Regions from separate parts of the Mus musculus genome. Here region 1 is linked to region 2. A link is a loop called in an ENCODE intact Hi-C map of the cell type or tissue named here. Cell type or tissue: left cerebral cortex. All regions are shown on one strand.

Region 1 (8,000 bases), 56 kb after region 2:
TCAAGACCTATGGAAGAGCAATCAGTGCTCTTAACCTCTGAGCCATCTCTCCAGGTGATAAACTGACATTTCATAAGAAAAAGCCAGGCATTGTGCACATCCCTACAACACCGGCATTATAAGAGACTGAAGCTGGAGAAAAGATAGTTCTAAGTCAACCTGGGCTACAGAGTGAGACAACAGAGGAACAAGAAAGCAGCAAAGAGGTGGAAATATTTTACAATCTACAGTGACTCAGGAGACTCCCAGCTTTCCAGGAAACATTTGTTTGTTTGGGGGTTTTGGTTTTTTTATTCTTTTTGTTTTGTTGTTGTTTGTTTTGTTGTTTTAAGATGAGGTATTACAGAAGTCCTCCCTGATTTTAAATCCCATATGTAGCCAAGTATAGCCCCAAGTTCCTACTGCTCCTGCTCCCACCTCTCTAAAGCTGGGTGCTGGGCTCTCACTGGCTTTAGTTATTGTGTGTCTTTACTTATTTTATTTTGTTTTTTCCAGGCAGGGTTTCTCTATGAAGCCCGCTGTCCTGAAACCATTTCTCCAGTCCCTTATTTGGGTTATCATTTGGTGATCCATTAAGAGAAATATTGAGAAAACTTTAAATTACATATCACTTTTAACTGATGAATGTGAAATGCTTTACTGGTGATATACAAGGACAGGGCATGTTTTAATTATGTTCAGATCATTTCTAACACCAGGTAACAGGTTGAAAGAGGTCTGGCTATCTTGTGCATTGCTCTTTCACACTGTTGTAAACGCTTGGCTGTCCTTCAGCAGGTGTTTTTAATTTATTTTGACACATAACCAGAATTCTGGAAGGATTGCCCATGATGATCTTCCAAGATTCATATTTTTGTACACAAATTGTATAAACCTGACCAAGCCAGCTCAAGTCAGTCAACAGGTTCTCCAGGGCAAGAGCAAAGGTTAAAAAGAAAAATCAATTAGACAACATTGTAGCATGATCCCAGCCAGTTCTAAGGCTGAGGAGGGTTTATTTTCTCCCAGTCTGCTTTTACACCATTTTATTTACATGCAAGTAGTAAGGTCAAGGTTAAGGAACAAGCAAGACAATAAACACAAATAGTCAAGGAACTAGCAAGGCAATAAACAGAGTCCTGAGATTGCTGTTTCTAAGGGCTTCTCAAGATGACCAAGATATCTGAGCCTACTTCCCGGTCTTAGCCCAAAGTCACATTTTTGCCTGAAGCCTACTTCTTTGTTCTAGCCTAAAATCAGATTCCTTCCCGAGCCTACTTCCTTGTCCTGGCCCAAAGTCAAATTCCTACCAAGCAGTCCCAAAAAGCTCTCCACATTAACCTAAGGTGATGGTTCCCAGAAACCAGGGGTGGAAGGAGGGACACTGGATGTGTGACAAAATTCCATAGCCACCATCAGATAGAATACAGTGCTTCTAACTGGGACCTTGTAGACTTCTAGAAGCATGGTATCCATTGTAATTATCTAAAAAGGTAAAAAGGATGCTATTACCGCCACTGTGACTTCAGACCTTCAGGTTCGGGTTTTGGGTTTGTCTGTTTGTTTGTTTTAGTTTTCCGAGACAGAGCTTCTCTGTATAGCCCTGGCTGTCCTGGAACTCACTTTGTAGACCAGACTGGCCTCAAACTCAGAAAACCGCCTGCCTCTGCCTCCCGAATGCTGGGATTAAAGGCGTGCGCCACCACCACCACCGGGGCAGTAACAAATTCTTAAAGTAAGGTCATCAGGTCATCAGACCTTAGCGGAATCCTGTTCTTTCTTTCTTTCTTTCTTTCTTTCTTTCTTTCTTTCTTTCTTTCTTTCTTTCTTCCTTCCTTCCTTCCTTCCTTCCTTCCTTTTCTTTCTTCCTTCCTTCCTCTTTCTTTCTTTCTTTCTTTCTTTCTTTCTTCTTTCTTTCTTTCTTTCTTCCTTCCTTCCTTCCTTCCTTCCTTCCTTTTCTTTCTTCCTTCCTTCCTCTTTCTTTCTTTCTTTCTTTCTTTCTTCTTTCTTTCTTTCTTTCTTTCTTTCTTCCTTCCTTTCTTCTTCTTTCTCTTCTTTCTTTCTTTCTTTCTTTCTTTCTTTCTTCCTTCCTTCCTTCCTTCCTTCCTTCCTTTTCTTTCTTCCTTCCTTCCTCTTTCTTTCTTTCTTTCTTTCTTTCTTTCTTTCTTCTTTCTTTCTTTCTTTCTTCCTTCCTTCCTTCCTTCCTTCCTTCCTTCCTTTTCTTTCTTCCTTCCTTCCTCTTTCTTTCTTTCTTTCTTTCTTTCTTTCTTTCTTCTTTCTTTCTTTCTTTCTTTCTTTCTTCCTTCCTTTCTTCTTCTTTCTCTTCTTTCTTTCTTTCTTTCTTTCTTTCTTTTCTTTTTCTTTCCAAAGTACTTTCAAGAAGTCTATAAAAATCAAGATTATTTTCATAATAATATTTAAACTTGCATTTTTTTAGAAAACTTTTTCAACATTTATTTAAGTTTTAGATATGTTGAAGAGATGCTATTGGTTGCTCCTGAATTTTTCAAATGTTTGATTTTTTAGTTTCTCCAAGTACATGGTGACCTGTTTAGAGGAAGGAATTATATATTTAAAGTAGATGCTGCAATTGTAGAAATGGCTTAGTAGTTAAGAGCACTGGCTGATCTTCAAAAGGACCCAGGTTCAATTCTCAGTATCCACGTGGTAGCTTACAACTCCTGTTCCAGGGAACCTAATGCATTCTTCTGAACTTTGCAGGCACCAGGCATGCAAATGGTACAGAGACATAACACAGGCTAAACACCTATACACATAAAATTCTTTTTTGTTTTTGTTTTTTGGGGAGAGGGGGAGACAGGGGGGAGAGAGGGGGGAGAGAGAGGGGGCAGAGAGAGGGGGCAGAGAGGGAGAGGGGGAGGGAGAGGGAGAGGGAGAGGGAGAGGGAGAGGGAAAGAGGAGAGGGACCTAACTAGTTTCATCCATCCATCCTTTCTTACCAACAGATAACACATCACCAACTAATATTAGCAAGACATTTGGTACAAGAAAAAGAGCTTAATGTACTAGCTCAATGTGCTAAAGATTTTATATATAGTAACTCATTTCATTCTGGTAACTGTGAAATGTACTTTTCATAGAAAATAATCTTAGATACATTCTCAACTTCATCAGCTCTCTACTCCTTTAAAAATAATAAAAAGAGAAATCATCCTATTGAGGGCAATCTTGTATTTAAGTACTGGATCCTGACCCCTCAAGATTGGGGAGCTGTGCCCTGAATGGTGGTAGATACCTTTAATCCCAGCACTGACGCAGAGGCAGGCAGTTCTCTGTGAGTTTGGGGCCATCCTAGCTATGGACTTGTAGCAAAGCCTTGTCTCAATATAAACACGCAAACAAACAAACAAACAAGATTGTAAATGCATCCAATATTTTCTTTGTCTTTAAGAATTTTTAAAATGTGTATCTGTGGTTTGCCTGCATGTATGCTTGTGCACCGCACGCATGCAGTGCCTTCAGAGGCCAGAGGAGGACATCAGATCCCCTACAACTGCAGTTAGAGATGGTTGTTAGCCATCCTTATGGACTGAAGACAGGTCCTCTGGAAGAACAGCGTGATCTTAATGGCCTGGCCAAGACCTTTTCTTTGTTTTAAAAGAACATACTTTTTTCTTATTTTAAATTTTTATTTGATTTATTATTTTCTGTGTGGGGAAGGTTGGAAGATAAACTTCAGGAATCAGTTCTCTCCTTTGTGGGTTTCAGGGTATCTTGTATCTTGCCTGCTTTTTTTTTTTTTTTTTTTTTTTTAAGACAGGGAGATAGGGTCTATGTAGTCTTGACTGGTCTAGAACTCTCTACATGAACTAGACTGGCTTTGGAACTCACAGAGATTCACCTGTCATTGTCTCTTCAGCATATCTTATAAGTGTTAAGTCACCATCACCTCCACTCCTGTGTTTTAAACACTTTCTATTCTCTACATTTTATTATTAGACATGCTCTTGTCTCTTTATATCTTGATGATGGTGATGGTGGCAATGGTATTAGGAATGCAGTTCAGTAGTCGCTTGCCAGGCATGCACAAAGCCCTGGGCTCAAATAAAATACGACTATTAATGGCAATAATAAAGTCATTCGAGCTTACTAGGCATTGGTCACCTTAAGTCTTCTTTTCATAATTATAATTATTTTTAAAATTTGCTGCTATGTGCCTACTTCCATTTTTTCCCCACAATCCACAACTTCTGTTTTCAGAATAACAAGTTTCATAGTGTTTCCTACGTTTGACACCACAACCATATTCTCTGTTCATTGTGTAGCCCTGGCTGGTCTGGAACTCACTTTGTAAACCAGGCCATCCTCAAACTCACAGAGATCCTCCTGAATGAGGAACTAAAATGTACACTACCCATGCCGGCAATATTCTTTCTTTTCAAATCTCTTTTGACGTTTCTTCTTGCTTCACTGACATCCGTAAGTGCTAAGAAACTCGAAGCCTCAGAAAACGAGGACGGGAAGATTAAAGCCGAGCATTCGACTGGAGAAGGACGCAGAGGTGGGTGTAGACCGCTACTTTCTGAGGCGTGGGTGGACACGGGCCTGGTGTCCCATATTGCCTTCAACTCTCTCCCCATCCCTTGCAGGTCTATAGATACTCAAGACAAAGCTGGCGTTCCCGGGCTTGGTGGAGGCTGGTTTGTGATCGCCGATGAAGACCGCTTCTTCCGATGGCGCCCACGCGGACCAAAAAAACCACTCTGGTCCTCGTCGGAACCAGGGAGCCCGGCAGAGGTTGCAGCTCGGCGCCCGGCAGAGGGCGTGCATGCGTGTCGGTACTTCCGGCACTGCGGGGAGGGACCGCGAGGACCAGCTAGAGGCATACGAGTGCTTTCCTGGAGCGTCTGGGTTCCACGGGCGGCGATCCCCGCGAGGCTCGTGGGATCCCCTCGCTGAGTCCTAAATAGTCTGTCCCCGACCCTCCACCCCACCCCCACCCTGCACCGCTGGGGAGTTTCGGGTTAGGTAGACTTCCCTGCAGCTCCCGTGCTGTGAAGCCCCAGGAGCCCAAACTTTAAAATACAGAGAAAACGATGAAGAAGTTAAAGCTTAAGGAACTAGAGAGTCGCCTGCAAGAAGTGGATGGATTCGAAAAGCCCAAGTTACTTCTAGAACAGTATCCCACCAGGCCGCACATTGCAGGTAGGGCGGCTGGTTCATCGTGCCCTCTTGGGGCTTGATCCTGTCCAGTTCATGATGAAAATAAGTAGCGATTTGGATATAAGGAAGTTCTGGAGACATACCATACCTTTAGACAAAGTAGTTTTCTGACACTGCAGCGTAGACACTCCGAACCCAACCACTCATTTTACTGTTTTTTCTGAGTGTCCATTAGCATTATCAGACAGCTTGTTTGTTTGTTTGTTTGTTTGTTTCTCTCAACACACTGTAAATTCTCAGGAGCAAGGAATTTGTTAGTCTTTTCGGTGTCTAGAGAGTCATGTACTAGTTAGGAGCTCATTAAACATTTGCTTAATACAGATAACTTCGTACTGAAGTCAAGGACATGTATTTCCCGTGTTACGTATTTCTGCCCTAGAGACAAATACTAGAAATCGAGTTTCAGGTTGTGGACAGTTGAGGAAGCGTTTCTTCACAAATGACCTCTTGCTTGGTGCCAGAGATTGATACTGAGAATGTAGGAGAGAATAGAGCAGAATCCATTCATATGTAACACCCTTAGCAGAGTAGCAGGGAAGACTTGGTAAAGTTCTTTTGGTTGGGAGTACCTGCAAGAGGGAATCTCTTTCAGTTCCAAAATGGCTGTGTGTAAGCTGCCAATGTAATCTCCATGGGTTTTCATTCTAAAATAGTGTCATATCACCAATCAGATTTGCAATGAACTGTGTTCAGATTAAGACTAGTCTGCTATGTATTTAGCGTGTGTATGTTCGTGTGTCTTGTGTGTATGGAGGGTAGAGGTCAACATAGGGTGTTTTTCTCAGTTGCTCTCCATACGTTTGAGCCAGGGTCTTACTGTATTTAGAGCTTACCCATTCACCTAAACTGGCTGACCAGCAAGCCTCAGAGATCCTTCTGTCCTGTGTTCCTAGCACTGGGTTTATAATCATGAACACCTGACCTTTTACATGGCTGCTGGGTATATGAGCTCAGGTTCTAATGCTTTCTGGGTAAGTACAGTACACACTGAGCCAGCTACTACCACACAAGTCCCTGGTTTTCTCATTGTGACTTTTTACAGCTTCTGGTTGTAAGGTTTGTAATGAAACCTAATTTTCTTTTAAAGATTTATTTATTTATTGTATGTAAGTATGCTGTAGCTGTCTTCAGACACTCCAGAAGAGGGCGCCAGATCTCGTTATGGATGGTTGTGAGCCACCATGTGGTTTCTGGGAATTGAACTCAGGACCTTAAGAGCAGTCAGTGCTCTTAACCACTGAGCCATCTCTCCGGCCCCAAAACCTAATTTTTAAAAGATTAAAAGTAGAGGCCAGGTATGCTGGAACATTCCTTTAATTCCTGCACTTGGGAGGCAGAGGCAGGTAGATCATTGTGAATTCAAGACCAGCCTGGACCATATAGCCAGGCCAACTAGGGTTATATAACCAGACACTGTCTCAAAATAAACAAGCAAACAAATACATACATACATAATCAGTTCTTTCATACCTAGTTTCTAATGTGCACGACATGAGTTTCAAAGTACCTGCAACAGTAATTAACTATCCCAGAGTTGGTTTAAAAATGAGATTTATTAACCGGGTGTGGTGGCGCACACCTTTAATCCCAGCACTCGGGAGGCAGAGGCAGGCGGATTTCTGAGTTCGAGGCCAGCCTCCTGGTCTACAAAGTGAGTTCCAGGACAGCCAGGGCTATACAAAGAAATCCTGTCTTGAAAAACCAAAAAAAAAAAAAAAAAAAAGAGAGAGAGAGATTTATTATTTTATGTGTATGTGTTTTTCCTGCATGTGTATATATGTGTGTACCACATATGTGCTTGGTGCCTGTGGAGTTCAGAAGGGGGTATTGTTTCCCCTGGGTTACAGGTGTTTGTGAACCAACATGTGGATGCTAGGAATCACATCCAGGCCCTCTGCTCCTAACCCAGTGAGCTAACTCTCCAGCCCTATAGGATTTTTGTTTGCTGTTTTTTTTTGTTTTTTTTTTTAAAGATTTATTATCATACTTAAGTACACTGTAACTGTCTTCAGACACACCAAAAGAGGGCATCAGATCTCATTACTGGTGGTTGTGAGCCACCATGTGGTTGCTGGGATTTGAACTCAGGACCTTTGGAAGAGCAGGCAGTGCTCTTACCCGCTAAGCCATCTCAGTGGTTGTTATAAATAAATGTTCTGGATTCTCAGACATTAGTGATGGCTATGAGTCTTTCTTGTTCAGATATGCACAAAGAAAACTTGCTGGTGTTATTCCATGTTTAAGAAAATGTGTATATGAGAGTCTTGTTTTTGAGAACTATGTGATCTCAGCTACTTCTGCTCTAATTATTTGTTCTGTTATCAGGTCTCTGTTGTAGATTATGAATATGTGTATTTATTGATAGTACGTCTAAGTTTGGGTTGGGAGATGGCTCAGCAGTTAGGAGCAGCAGCTGCTATTCCAGAGGACCTGGGGTCAATTCCCAGCACCCACAGTGGTCTGTAACTCCAATCCCTGGAGGTATCTTATACCCTCTTCTGGCCTCTGAGGGCACCAGACACATGGTATACATCCATGCAGGCAAAACATAAAAATAATAATACATATAAAATAAAATTGAAAAAGATTATCTCTAAGTCTATATCATGGATGTAGAAGTCTGTGATACCTGTATGATGATGACAAACATTGCAAATAAATTCTGTGTCCTTTTGTTAGTGTTCTCTGTCCAGTTGTTTATTATTTATTGCACAAGTCTCAGCCTTCAATCAGCGGTCCGAGGAAAACTTGTAGGATTGGTTATTTTACTTCCATTATATGGGTCCTGGAGATTGAACTTGGGTTGTTAGGTTTGGCATTGAGCACTTTTTCTTCTT
Region 2 (8,000 bases):
TCTTCCTGTTTCTGTGTGTGTCTCTCTATCGGTCCTTTCTCTCTCTGTTCTTTTATCTCTCTTGCTACCCCAGCTTGCTACCCGCCCTCTCTTCCTACTCCCCTCCTCACACACACACATACACACACACACACACACACGCGCACACACACACATACACATACATACACACACACACACACACACACACAATTATTAGAAATTTGAAAATTTTACATGCCTAAAGAATCAACATAAATAATCTGACCTTTGAAATTTGAATTAGACTACACTAAGCTGTAAGGGATCTGCATTTAGAAAATAGGTAATTCATGGGAGAAAACAGACTCAAAAAAACTGCTGAAAGAAAAACATAAAATTTAAAGGATAGATGGAAAGAAACCTCATTATTACTGAGAAGGAAAATCTTCATGAAATCCCTAGTTTAATTGATTTAGAGAAATCTTTCTGATTTTCTAAAGACTTATTAAACTAATGCAAGTTGTGTGAAAATGAGTTTGTGCATACATTCTTAAAATTATAATTTTTAAGTCAATCTTGATAGCACACACCTGTAATGCCAACATTTGAACAGCCTGAAGCAGAAGGATTGAAAATTCAAGACCAGCATGTGAGACAAACAGAGTTCAAGGCCAGTCTGGGCTATATAGCAAAAATGTGTGTAAAATTATAAACTTTTAAGACTGTCTTTATCTTTTGAAAGATACAAACTACGACAACCAAGAAGAGTTAAAATGAAACAATAACACCACAGGCAGATTATTATGAAGTGTCAACAACTGTTCAAAACGGGCAGCTGGGAAAGTCTGATGATTTATTTATTTGAATTTCAGTATAAATTTGAATTCAATTTGAAATCAAATTAAATACTGCACATATGATATTTTCTCAGATTTCTTTCTTAAGTCATTATTTTTAAAATGCAGAAATTAACAAAAACATTTCCGACATACCCTAACTTTACAATGTGATAAAAGCCCCCACATGGGTTGTGCACAGGCTTCCAGCTCAGCAGCAAAGGCAGCATAGTAGGTCTGAGACTCAAATTCCACGTGCTCATTGAGCTCTCGCTTGTTCAAGTTCATACCTTGTAAGAGAGGAAAGTACATGTGGGTTTGTCAGATAGACACGTGTATGTGGCTTAAAATCAAACACTTCCCTATACTCAACATGTTTCAAACAAGTAGCACCAATTATACAGAACACATATAAATAAGCTTACAATTAAATACAAACACAGTTGGCTCATTTTTTTTAAGAACTGTCTTAAGGTAACATTTCTAAGAAACATTTTGTAAATGTCAACAAACAAATTTATTATTTTTATACAAGAAAATAAAAAACAATTGTAATTGTTGCTAGCCCAAATTGTTACAAACAGGTTACAAATATGAGAAAATAGATTTTAAGTTTCTAAATTAATGTTTTAAAATGCATGTTTCTTAATAAATCCTTGCTATGTTGCTGTAAATAACATATTAAAGTTCTTATAAATACTAATTGATTCAAAGGATGAGACACCTGATTTATAACCTTAATGGTACAATACTATTATTTTTACTTGTATTTAATAATTTACTATTAGACACTTTTGAACAAACAAGAAAAATGTAATTCCTACCTTGAAAGAAAGACACAAAGTTCATCCATGTAACTAACAGGCCGTGATCCTCCAGAAACCTCTGAGCCACACTTTGATGAGAAAGAATATTAATAAAATCACTGACAAGGGGCCAGTAGGTGTTATTCTTCAGTAAGGCTTCTCCACAGTTCACCACTACATGTAAACTGTTCTCTTCATCTAAAAAAGTCCAAAAATCACTTCTTTAAAAACAACTTCACTAACAATGTATTATATTATTACACATCTTAGAATCAGAAACACTTGGATCCTAACCCCAACATACCATTTAAAATCTGTATGGCTGCACATACTGTTCAGATGCTAGATCAAACTCTTCATTCTTAAACTAGAGGAGGGAGTGTTTCTCACGGGAATCAGACTAAGTGTTAACAGAAAGCACTGAGCACTGGGACGTACTTAGTAATACCACACGTCCTCCTCATTCTGATCCCGAGCTAGCTGTGTGCTTATAAAACCTTATTTTCTTGGTTCTAATGATTTATTTTTTGTTTCACTCAAAAAAATTATCACTAGGCTAATCTCATACTACCTAATCATTCAAGTCTGCTGATCTCAAGTGGAGCAGATTAATTGCCTTCTTTTAGTCAAAGAATATGTAAATGCATTTTTTTTTTACCGAACACTGTATCTCAGAAATAAACACGCACACACAAAACACTGAAACCTCTTTAACGCCTCTTCTCTCAAAAATCCTCCAAGTTTAAATTATTTTTTGGATTGATGGGAATAGGCTGTATAAAAATTTCTGTCATTAACACCAGTTTTTAGTAAACTAGCCCTTTTAACCTACTCCATCTTAATAACACACTGGAATAAAGAGTATCCATTACCACTGAGAAACACAGAGAATGTTCAAAGCCAGCACTATTTTCTAGTATATACTGAGGTAGAGAGTTACCAAAGTCCATTCTTTTCTGTTATTGCTAGTTGTTCTTTTTATTCTAATTATAAAATTTAAACAGAGTCTATAAACAAGGAAAATATGAATTCATAGTAAGAAGTATTATAAAACTAGATTATGTTTTGAGATGCAATAAAAATAAATGCATGCAGATACACAAGTTTAAAAAAAAAAACTCAAGGCAGAAAAGCAAGATCATTTCAGGGAGACACACTAACTCTACTTTAAAAAGATTGAAAATTAAATTTATAAATGCAGTGTGTATACATTAAGATGAAATCCAATCAAGGTAACCATACTGTAAAATCATCTTGCCCACAAAACTGAAAGAGTGGAAAATGAGCATTGGTGTGACATCAAGCAGGGGAAGGGGCTTGCCCCACAAGCCTGGCAATCCACATAACCTCAGTGCAAGCCTGGAATCCACATATCGGGAGAAGGGAATTAATGCCACTAAGTTGTCCCCTGACCTCAACAGGCACCATGACTAGCTTTTTTTAAGACTAGAAAGTAAAAGTTTATTTCTATTTAAATATGAATACAATTTCTCACTCTAAAAAATGTATTTATTGTTATATGTAAATACACTGTAGCTGTCTTTAGACACAACAGAAGAGGGCATCAAATCTCATTACAATGGTTGTAAGCCTCCTTGTGGTTGCTGGGATTTGAACTCAGGACCCTCAGAAGAGCATTCAGTGCTCTTAACCACTGAGCCATCTCTCCAGTCCCCAATGTATCACATTTAAATGAGTCTTCATCTAATTCAGACTTTTTAGCTAACCATGTACTTGACAAACTCATCAGTAAGGAGGGCCTGGATTAAACTTCTTTATTTCTACACATTAAATTTATGTTTTAGCCCATGAAATTATCATACTCTACTCTTACATTATACCAAATAAGTCAACTTGGCCTGTTTCTCCCTGATTCCCAATGTAAGAATAAGGAAAAACTAAGCGACTCCATTAGGGGAGATGCACCCAAGCTTCTGAAGCAAGGTCTGACTAAAAACCTCTGCCAGTGGGAACTGATGAGCCAATGACACTGCTGAGACACTGTGCTAGGATGCTGGGAGTAACAAAATAAAAAATAAAATTTAGAATTGCTGTCCTACTTAACTGTAACTAGAGAATGAATAAGCAGAAATAATAAAAAAAATCTCTAACACCACTTTAAATAAAACTGTTCTTGTGAAAAAACACCCTGTAATCATTTAAAAAAAAAGCAATTACAATTTCTTTTTTTAATCCAAGTTGGTACTTTCCTCACTAAAGATGTAAAAAGCCATGATCCAGGGTTAAATGAAATGCACCCATCAGAAAGTACATATTGCCAGAAGGCAGTGGCACTCAGGAGGCAGAAGCAGGCAGATCTCAAGGCCAGCCTAGTGTATGGAGTGAATTCCAGGAGAGCCAGGGCTGCACAGAGAAACCTCATTTTTAAAATACAGCAACAAATAAAACAAAACAAAATATAACAAACAAAAATCTTGCTGAATACCTGAAGTCTGAGGTCAGGTATTCAACTCATCTTAGATAATAAAGTGATAAGATAAATTCTTCCTCCCCCACCCCACATACACACCAAGAAGACAGTGAGGTAAGGCTATAAAAAGAGAAGTACATGGAGTCTTAGGAACAAATGCAGCTAATTTAACATTCAAAGGCAGCCTCTCTCCAGAGTAGCATTTTATGCTAAGAGCTATACTAGGAAACATGAGTTAGGATTCACTACACAAACTAGGGAAGGCAGAGAAAATGATGATCTTGCATTATACATCTTGCAGAGAGAGGGCAGATGTATAAATGAGGCCACAAAGCCCTATAAACTCTGATGGTTTAGAGTTTATCTGAAAAGTTGGTAAAGCCACTGGACTGGAATGAACAGTAAAAAGAGAATGTGGTGGCTGGAGAGGTGGCTCACAGCCATCTGTAATAATAAGGTCCAGTGCAGCATAGAGAATGACTAATGGAGGGTAACGATGACCAGATGCTGCGCATGGCCACAGAGAGCGAGTGTCTACACTGTACTAACAGTGAGTGAAGACAAAGATGGAAAAGCAACTGTCTTGAATGTTTGCTAAATCCATAGATGCTAACCAAAAGTCAAGATAACGTGTAGGCTCACAGGCTGGACAACTCTGGTATCAAGACACATGCTAACGTGTTCATGTACATATATATACACTCACACCAGATAATGGAAAAGGACACCAGCTTGGTGGAGTTTTCCTGTTAATACTATGTGTCAGAAACACAGGCAACCAAAGAATATGTTACATATTCTGGTACATACTCAGATTTACAAGATAGAAGATTAATCAGTGCTTTTCAGTATCTGCAGATATTTCTATAGCTATATGATGCACAAACTGTAAAAATTGTAAAATTTCAAAGACATAAAAAAGAGTTACAACACAAATTTAAAACTCTACCAAAAACAACAACAACAACAAAACCCATGTCTATAACAAAGTGAACATATAGACGGGGTTCTGGACCTAGCCAGAAGGCTTTTTTTCCTTTTATTCTTTAGCTGTTATGAATCCTCATTGTATTGTCTCTAATGTTTACTAACAGTAAAGCAATGTTTAAACGTTCTCTAGAGGCTACGGATGTGTCTCATTTTAAAACATGTCTGATATAGACTAGTCTGGATTTGATCTCAAATACTGTAAGAAACTAAATAAATAAGATAGAACAGTGCCTAGTAACAATTCTTACAAAGACTAAGCAAAAGCTATTTGAATTTAAAAAAAATTTAAAAACAGACTTTGTAGTATCTGTAACTACTCACTGGAATTTAGACACATTCTAATACTGTTAACATAAAAATGTACAAATTTTATAGTACTTTTGGGAAAGCAATAAATATGCATTATGAAATGGTATGCTATTATTGAAGATAATGTTAAAAATCATGACAAAGCTTAAAAGTTGCTAATGACAACTTTAGAATTTGGCTGGAAGATAATGTAATTCCTGTAATATACTTAACCTGTACACACAAGTCACACCATTTTCATAAAGAACTGTTTTGATATGATAATTATTTTTTAAAAACTGGGAGACAAACTCACCATCTTTTTCCTGAATACTCCTCTCTAAAGGCCAAATAGAAACTATATATAAGAACAGCTAAATCAGTTAGTTAGTCAAGAAAATAGACTACATGGACTGAGCAGACACTTCAGTGGGCACAAGCACTTGTTTTTGCCAGTAAGGACCTGAGTTCAAATTCCCAGTACCAATATAAAAAAACTGAGTAGGACTGCACATGTCTGTAACTTCAGTGCTAAGAGACAAAGAAAGGTGACTCCCCAGAGCCACCCAGCCTAGCTGATACGTGAGCTTCCGGTTCAGTGAGACCCTGTCTCACTGAAATAAGGTAGAGAGTGATATATATATATTTAACCCATAAAACAAAAGAGTTTTTAATTTTCTTCTAAAAAGCAAACAAGGTGTATTGTTTAATATCAATAGTATATTGTACAATAATAAATTAATGCTTTCTTTGTACTAGCAATAATAAAGGGTCACTTCATGAATTAAGCAGCTGTTGGGGGAAGAGTCTGGGAGAGACTCAGCTGGTAAAGTGCTTGCTACAAAAACCTAAGGGCCTGATAAAGGATCGCCAGCACCCACATGAAAAGCCAGGTGTAGCCATGCAGTCATATCTGTGACCCAAGGCGGAGAACACTGGCTCACTGGAGGTCATTAGCCAATCCACGAGCTCCGTGCTCCAAGTTCAGAGTTGGCCTCTGCACGCCAAGGGTTAAAAGGAGGAGTTATATTTACAGTGAATGCTAAAAGGATAGTAGCCATCATTCTTAGTTAGCTATCCTTACATATAAGGCTTTATGTCTTTTACAAAACATATGTAATTTTCAGGATACAGCTCAACTTCTAAGTACAATGAGAAAACAGGAAATGATTGATATACCCAAAGCAGCAGAAAGACACAAAACAAGGAAGCCAGAGACTGATGTTGGGAATCACCCTAAATCACTCTTCCACCTTAGTCGTTGAGGTAGGCTCTCTTATTCACACCCAGAGCTTGCTGGTGAGGGTAGTCTATCTTGCTACCCAGCTTGCTCTGTGTTATCTTGTCTCCACTTCTGGAACCAGTGGTTCAGACAGGGCCACCATACCCACTGCGTTTCCGCGAGTTCTGAGGATCTTAGCTCTGGCCCTCATGCTTGTGTTGTGTAGCACACACCACCCACTGAGCCATCTCCCCTGTTTTGAGGTTTAGCTCCAGCCTTTCAGTGTGGAACTGTCTGTGTCCTGGCACAGAATTAAAGTTCTAACATAGGAGACATGAAATCCTTCTTTGCACTGCCATTTGTTGGCAATTTAATTCAGTAGGAAATGACTTAACTTTCCAAAGACTTTAGGATCTATCTTTAAAATACAGGTGCTGAAGGTAGTAATCTCAGGGTTTCAGAAGTTTACCTAAGACAACACATTTATAGCATTCAATCACAGTGCCTGATACACAGCAAGTATTCAATGGCATGAATTAAGGGAAAGTAGATGAAGGGAACAAGAATGGAAATGTGTGGAAACGGTAGGTCAAAAAGTGACAACCATATACTGTGCATAAAAGACGATGATAAAAGTTCTTCCTAAGGTATATAGACACGGCAAGGTTTATTCCAATTCAAAGAAATTTTAAGTATAATGATATAAAAATATCAAGGGCAGACAGCAACAAATTTATGATTAAAAAGGAGCATACGCTGGACACGGTGGCACACAACTTTAATCCCAGCACTCAGAAGGCAGAGGCAGATGGCTCTCGAGACTCTGAAGCTTGTATGGGCTACATGGTGAATTTCAGGAAACTCAGAGCTACATAATGAGACCGTCTCAAAAATTAAAACAAAAGGACCAAAACATAGAGCATGTTTAATAATAAAGCATGATTTGCCATGATAATACCTTCAATTATTAAAATACATGCACACTGTGATAACACTTGTTTAAAGAATTCCTATCAGTAAGTAAAATAATAGCACATAAAAGTATAGAAAAAATACAGCAAAGTGTTAGCGGGTATTTGTGAAGGACTAAACTAGGAATGACTTTAACTTTAAACTACAAATCGTCAAATAATTACTTTCCTAATATGTATTACTTTTACACTATTTCAGAAGTTATTTGTAAGGATACAAGTGTGTTTAAAACTTGTTGCACAAAGTCACTAATAGTAAGCAAGTGGCATAATTGGAGCTTACCTTGCAGCTCACTCTTGATGAGGCAGCTCTCCATCATGTACAACAACACAGTGACCATGATGTCCAGGAGCTGACACTCTTCTGTCACCTGTCTGGCTAGCTCCTCATTGCTGAACAACTGAACACTAATATGCACAATTCTGTTGGACATTGTATCTGATTCGTGACTTTTCTTCAGTGTTTTCATAATAAAAGCATAATGCTGAACAAAT

What was found. A loop is a pair of places that touch in the nucleus more often than their neighbours do. Peaks named below come from ENCODE experiments on the same cell type or tissue, not always from the same donor. Only the 100,000 strongest peaks of a DNase experiment are listed, where the experiment ranks them.
Region 1: it touches region 2 in a loop (2.6-fold over the local background); 2 of 42 quality-filtered maps call a loop at or near these places.

Annotation. Positions count from the first base shown.
Region 1 is chr2:69,882,394-69,890,393 of GRCm38, reverse strand. It overlaps Mettl5 (methyltransferase like 5), which reads left to right and starts at 4,779. Exons shown (of 7, transcript NM_029280.4): 1 at 4,779-5,145. The coding sequence starts at 5,037. In left cerebral cortex, CTCF peaks have their summits at 3,461, 4,749 (motif pointing right) and 6,269 (motif pointing right); DNase peaks (open chromatin) are centred at 4,699 and 6,298; H3K4me3 peaks cover 1,583 bases; H3K27ac peaks cover 1,497 bases.
Region 2 is chr2:69,938,101-69,946,100 of GRCm38, reverse strand. Ubr3 (ubiquitin protein ligase E3 component n-recognin 3) reads right to left here. Exons shown (of 39, transcript NM_177783.6): 8 at 7,789-8,000; 9 at 1,622-1,801; 10 at 954-1,087. Among named protein-coding and RNA genes, the nearest start is that of Ubr3, 45 kb to the right of the region's middle. In left cerebral cortex, no CTCF peak of the experiment used is centred here; DNase peaks (open chromatin) are centred at 3,599, 3,914 and 4,273; H3K27ac peaks cover 2,128 bases.